2 separate regions of the Homo sapiens genome follow, and region 1 is linked to region 2. A link is a loop called in an ENCODE intact Hi-C map of the cell type or tissue named here. Cell type or tissue: endothelial cell of umbilical vein. All regions are shown on one strand. Each heading gives the region's core, and the rest is flanking DNA. Links, peaks and the distances in the headings are about the cores only.

Evidence for each region. A loop is a pair of places that touch in the nucleus more often than their neighbours do. Peaks named below come from ENCODE experiments on the same cell type or tissue, not always from the same donor. Only the 100,000 strongest peaks of a DNase experiment are listed, where the experiment ranks them.
Region 1: it touches region 2 in a loop (4-fold over the local background); 2 of 110 quality-filtered maps call a loop at or near these places.

Annotation. Positions count from the first base shown.
Region 1 is chr5:146,531,789-146,534,710 of GRCh38, forward strand. No RefSeq gene overlaps it. Among named protein-coding and RNA genes, the nearest start is that of GPR151, 17 kb to the left of the region's middle. In endothelial cell of umbilical vein, for the core only: a CTCF peak has its summit at 1,651 (motif pointing right); a DNase peak (open chromatin) is centred at 1,653.
Region 2 is chr5:146,289,882-146,292,803 of GRCh38, forward strand. The region is part of intron 18 of RBM27-POU4F3 (RBM27-POU4F3 readthrough); the gene reads left to right. Among named protein-coding and RNA genes, the nearest start is that of POU4F3, 47 kb to the right of the region's middle. In endothelial cell of umbilical vein, for the core only: a CTCF peak has its summit at 1,770 (motif pointing right); a DNase peak (open chromatin) is centred at 1,790.

The DNA.
Region 1 (2,922 bases), core at 266-2,765, 240 kb after region 2:
TAAGGTGGAGTGGGCTATAAAATCTTTGCATGCAGATTGGGAATGCCCTATGAGGTGGTGATTCCTCCCTGCTTGAAGAGTTGTACTTCGCAGTAACTCAGTGACAAAGAGCCTCCTGTTTTGTTTTGGCCCCTGCAATGACTATTGTGAGCACCATGCTCTGACAAGAAGTTTAACACCACAAGCTTTGGGATGGCTAAATGCAGTGTAGCTCATGAAAACTTTGGGACCAAATTAATATGCTTTAATTTGGAAAATATGTATTGGGAAATTATTTAATACATAAAATATTTTTGGGAAAGATTAAAGCTTTGTTATGTAAATAAAGCAATCCTGAATTCTCACAAATTTAAAGTATAACCTGGGGGTGGTGGTTTGTGCCTGTAATCTCAGCTACTCTGGAGGCCAAAGCAGGAAAATTATTTAAAGCCAGGAGTTTGAGACTGGCCTGGGCAATATAGTGAGACCCCATCTTAAAAAATTATTTTTATATATATAGAGAAATACATAAATTTACGTCTATTATATATATATCTATATATGTCTATATCTATGTATATATATATAGATATAAATTAGCTTGGCGTGATGGCGCACGCTTGTAGTCCCAGCTACTTGGGAAGCTGAGATGGGAGGATTGTTCGAGCCCTGAAGTTTCAGGCTGCAGTGAACTGTGATCGTGCCACTGAAATCCAGCCCGGGCAACAGAGATTGAGACCCCCCCTCTGTCCCAACCCCCTCAGAAAATCCAAAGTATAATAACAGAGAATTTTTTATTTGATATTTGGTATCCCCATTCACTTTTTTTTTTTTTTTTTGAGATAGAGTCTCACACTGTTGCCTGGGCTGGACTGTGGAGTGCGATCTTGGCTCACTGCAACTGCCACCTCCCAGGTTCAAGCGATTCTCTTTGCCTCAACCTCTCAAGTAGCTGGGATTACAGGTGCTCACCACCAGGCCTGGCTAATTGTGTGTGTGTGTGTGTGTGTGTGTGTGTGTGTGTGTTTAGTAGAGACGGGGTTTCCCTATGTTAGCCCTGCTGGTCTCAAACTCCTGACCTTATGATCTGCCCGCCTCGGCCTCCCAAAGTGCTGGGATTACAGGCGTGACCACTGCACCTGGCCTCCCCATTCATTTTTAAGTGATGGCCTGTTAAGGTCAAATTTAGTCTTTCTCTCTCTCTCTCTCTCTCTCTCTCTCTTTCTTTTCTTTCTTTCTGACAGAGTCTTGCTCTGTCACCCAGGCTGGAGTACAGTGGCATGATCTTGGCTCACTGCATCCTCTGCTTCCCGGGTTCAAGTGATTCCTGCCTCAGCCTCCCGAGTAGCTAGATTTACAGGCATCCACTACCATGCCTGGCTAACTTTTGTATTTTTAGTAGAGACTGGGTTTTGCCATGTTGGCCAGGCTGGTCTCCAACTCCTGACCTCAAGTGATCCGCCTGCCTCCATCTCCCAAAGTGCTGGGATTACAGGCGTGAGCCACCATACCCGGCCTAGTTTACATTTCTTGAATACATATCATCTTATGCTGGAAGGTCAGGAATATGGATAAAGAGAACTTTGATTTTTAGTGGCTGATCTAGTTGCAGGTGATAACAGGCCTCAATAATTTGGTAGTTTTCTACAGTTGCACAGATTTGGCCAACAGAGGGCGGCAGAGTCCAGTACCTTGAGAGCACAAATGCTGTGTAACCTGTGTGACTTCCGTGCTTAGCTGGTGTGGGTGGTGGAGACCTTAGTGAACTGGAGAGGAGATCTCAGATCTTGAGAGGACTGGCTTGCATTTGATTCTAGCTGATAGTTGCCTGTGGAGAGAAAACCCTAGTGTTGCAGGCTCGGGGCTTATGATTTTTCAAGAGATGAAAACATTCCAGAGTTCTCAGTGAAATTTTCTGATTTAAAAATGTTGCTCAGGGAGGGAGAGCATTAGGACAAATACCTAATGCACGCAGGGATTAAAACCTAGATGACAGGTTGATAGGTGCAGCAAACCATCATGGCACATGTATACCTATGTAACAAACCTGCACGTTCTGCACATGTATCCCAGAACTTAAAATGAAAAAAAAAAAAAAAGAAAAATATATATGCATTAAAGAAGATAGATTATTAAAAAAAGTTGCTCAATTTCTTTTAAAGCATTGCTTGGGGAAAAGAAAAATAAAAGCTGCCAGTGCGTTGAATTTGACCTATGGTCTTCCCAGCCCTATAGTATCCTAGGAATGTGATTGACAGCCCAGACTTTTTTGTCTCTTTATATAAAAGGACATTTCCATAGCATTTCCTCAAAAGGGAGGAGAGGGGAATACTACAGAAAACAAAGGTAGAGCTGCTTTAACATTTCAGGGGAAATTCATGCAGTCTCCACTGGGAGGAAAATTTCAAGGTGTTAAGAAATTTTTGGTTTGGAATCCTGAAGTATAATAGAAGTTGACCTGTTAGACAAGAATTTTCCTCCAAATAATAAATTACTTTTTGAGCATTTATTATAAAACCATCACTTTTCCTACTGCTGTGGGCAGGACCACACACTCCAGGTTTTGTGGGATTGGTTGACTTTTAAATATTCTGTCATGTTTCCCTGTAACCACTTCCACACTTGTCAGTATGGTTTCTTGACTTTTGATTTGGGTACTATAGTGACCCTCTGGCTATACTCAGGGTTTGCTTTCAATTCCTGCTGCAGCTGCCTCCTAATAGGCCTATCTGCCTGGACACTGGCCTCCCTCAAGATTGTCCTTTCTCACCACACAGAAACCACAGCCATTTTTTCAAAACTCAGATTGGATCAAGTCTTTCCTACTTCAGTGTTCTTCCCTTTCACTCTTAAAATCCTTCAGTGGCTTCTTATCACACATTAGGTTAAAGATACATAGCTTGAGCTGGGCATGGTGGCTCACGCCTGTAATCACAGCACTTT
Region 2 (2,922 bases), core at 223-2,722:
TGAGAGTAAAGTTATTTTCATTCCTTTCAAATAAAATTTATTTTATGTATTATGTAAATAGCAAATAAGCTGTTTGTCACCATTTGCTTTGAGTAGATCATAATTAATCCTAAATATATTTACAATAAACATTAGTTCTGGGACTTTTTTGGAGGGAGCAGGCAAATTCTGAACATAGTTATATCTATTGAACAAATCAAATGTTTTACTAAGATGGAGCTCTCATTAACAGAAATTAATGATTTTATGTGATATTTTTACTGATTTTGAAGTAAATTGTGCTAAAGCCAAGGATAAATTTTGAATAAGCCCCAGCATACAGTCAAATCTGGATCTAGATATGTTACCGTAAACACAGAATTGTGTTTATCAACATGTGGGGATATTGGATGATAGGGTTGCTTTAGACTAAATGGACCAACATTACCTTGCTGTGCAGAGCTGCTCATTTTATGTTCATTTTTAGTCTGAAAGACCTAACTTGAGAGACCAACCAAAATTGACCCAGAAAAGAAAAAAGAAAAGGCAATCTACTGCTACTGCTTGTATTATGAATCACCTTCATTTATGCTAAATTGGTTTTATTGCCAAGATCTCTCCTTTCAACAGGATCATCTACCATTTGGCCTCTTCCCTGTTCTCCAGTTGACCTTAGGTTAACTAAACCATTTCAACATTCTAAGATAGGCAATTTGATATGGGGTGAAATCAAGGGCAGAATAGTGTTGGATGATTGTGAGTTATTTGTGTTTCCATCTACTCTTAGGCTTCTGCAAGCATTTCTTTTTGTGGTGGTGGTGGTGGTAGTGGTGTTCGTTAACATAAGCACGATTAACATTGCTGTTACTTTTTCTTTGCAATTGTATTAAATTATTTTTTTGTGAAAGAGCAGCAAGGAAAGAAGACCGCTTAGCTTGTTTTAGATAAAGATAAGCCTGAATTTCTGACCTCACTTCCACTTCAGTTTTCTGACCACTTCATAGAGGTGTTTTTTTTTTTTTTTTTTTTTTTTTTTTTTTTTTTTTTTTTTTGAGATGGAGTCTTGTTATGTTGCCCGGGTTGGAGTGTAGTGGCATGATCTTGGCTAATTTTTGTATTTTTAGTAGAGACAGGGTTTCACTGTGTTGGCCAGGCTAGTCGTGAACTCCTGATCTTAAGTGATCCTCTAACCTTGGCCTCCCAAAGTGCTGGGATTACAGGCTTGAGCCACCACCCCCAGCCAACTTCATAAGAGTTTTACTAGTTTGAATATAGTGACCTACTAATTCTTAAAATAATATGTAGAGTTGGAGTTCAGGTTTAGCACTTGATTGTTCAAAATTGTAATTTACTCAATTCTTTGAAGGCAAATATAGGGGCGGAAACACGCCTTTTCAGCACTTAGCCATTTCTGTTGATTAAATTCTTAACACGCCTTTGTAAAAACCTTATAAAGATGAATGTCTTATTAATAGTTTTCTAAAGTCCTTGTGATTTTACTTCTTAGTTTGCCTCCAGACTTCTATCACTGTGAGATACTGATATATTTCTTCTAATTTTAAATTTAATTTGTAAGGGCTAATACCTTGCCAAATTAATTTTTTCTTGAGGATAATTTTGCTTCAAGATTGAGACTATTCACATAGTCAGTTCGAGTTCTTAGACCAAACGCTACCTATTTATCTATGTAAACATGTATTCCTGCATAAATTATTGAATGGTAGTTTCTGAACCACCCTCCAACAGTGGGGCTATTTATTTACTTTAGGATTTACGTTATTAACATTTAGAGCCTGTAGGGGGCTCCAAAGGGCAAAATTTAGTCTTGGAACAGGGACTGAATCTTTTTTCACAGCAACTCAAAATGAGACACCTTTTGCATTGCAACCCAGTATACACACACGAAACAAAAGTTTACAAAACAATACCTACCCAATATGCACCTGATATTTTCATCCTATTAGATAAAAATTCTTGTCAGGACCCACTATATGGCTTTCAAAATTACAGTTTGGAAAAACAGCCTATTGAGTTGCCTGATGGAGTGCATTTTAAAGTCACTGTCTTCCTTGCCGTGACATTGTAGAAACTATTTTGAATATAAAATGTTATTACTTTATCTTCTGTTTTTCCTTTTTTTTTTTTTTTACTTGATGTTTTTTCTTGAAGGGTATTTTGTAGTTTTTAATTTTAGAAGCAAGACAACTCAGTGACGTTTTAAACTTGCCTACAGTTTTATATTTTTGTCATTACTTGTCTTGGGAAGGGAGTGGAATATTAATATATTGGTGCTACATTTTATGCAATTCAAATCACTCTGCAGTACTTATTTGTATATTTTTTAAAAAGCTGTGAAGTCCATAAAACTACAGCTCTTTCTTCTTTTTTTTTTTTTTGAGACGGAGTCTCGCTCTGTGGCTCAGGCTGGAGTCAGTGGCACAATCTCGGCTCACTGCAACGTCCGCCTCCCAGGTTCAAGCAATTCTCCTGCCTCAGCCTCCCGAGTAGCTGGGACTACAGGCATGTGCCACCACGCCCGACTACTATTTGTATTTTTGTAGAGATGGGGTTTCACCATATTGGCTAGGCTGGTCTCCAACTCCTGACCTTGTGATCCACCCGCCTCGGCCTCCCAAAGTGCTGGCATTACAGGCGTGAGCTACCGTGCCTGGCCCACAACTACAACTCTTTAAGGGCTATAAATCAATAAAAGATTATTTGGCTTTGAATTAAATTTTGCACTTAATTTAGAGTTCACTTAGCCATCAACAATTTAAAGTGAACCAATTTTGATATCTAAAAATATATATTCTAACATTGTGCCATTGAATTTCACCTTTTTCAAACATATCCCTATAAGTTTATAAGAAATGTAAGAAATAGATAAGCCCTATATAAAACATAACTAACTGCCTTTGCCACTTTTCTTACTCTTGGGCAAGT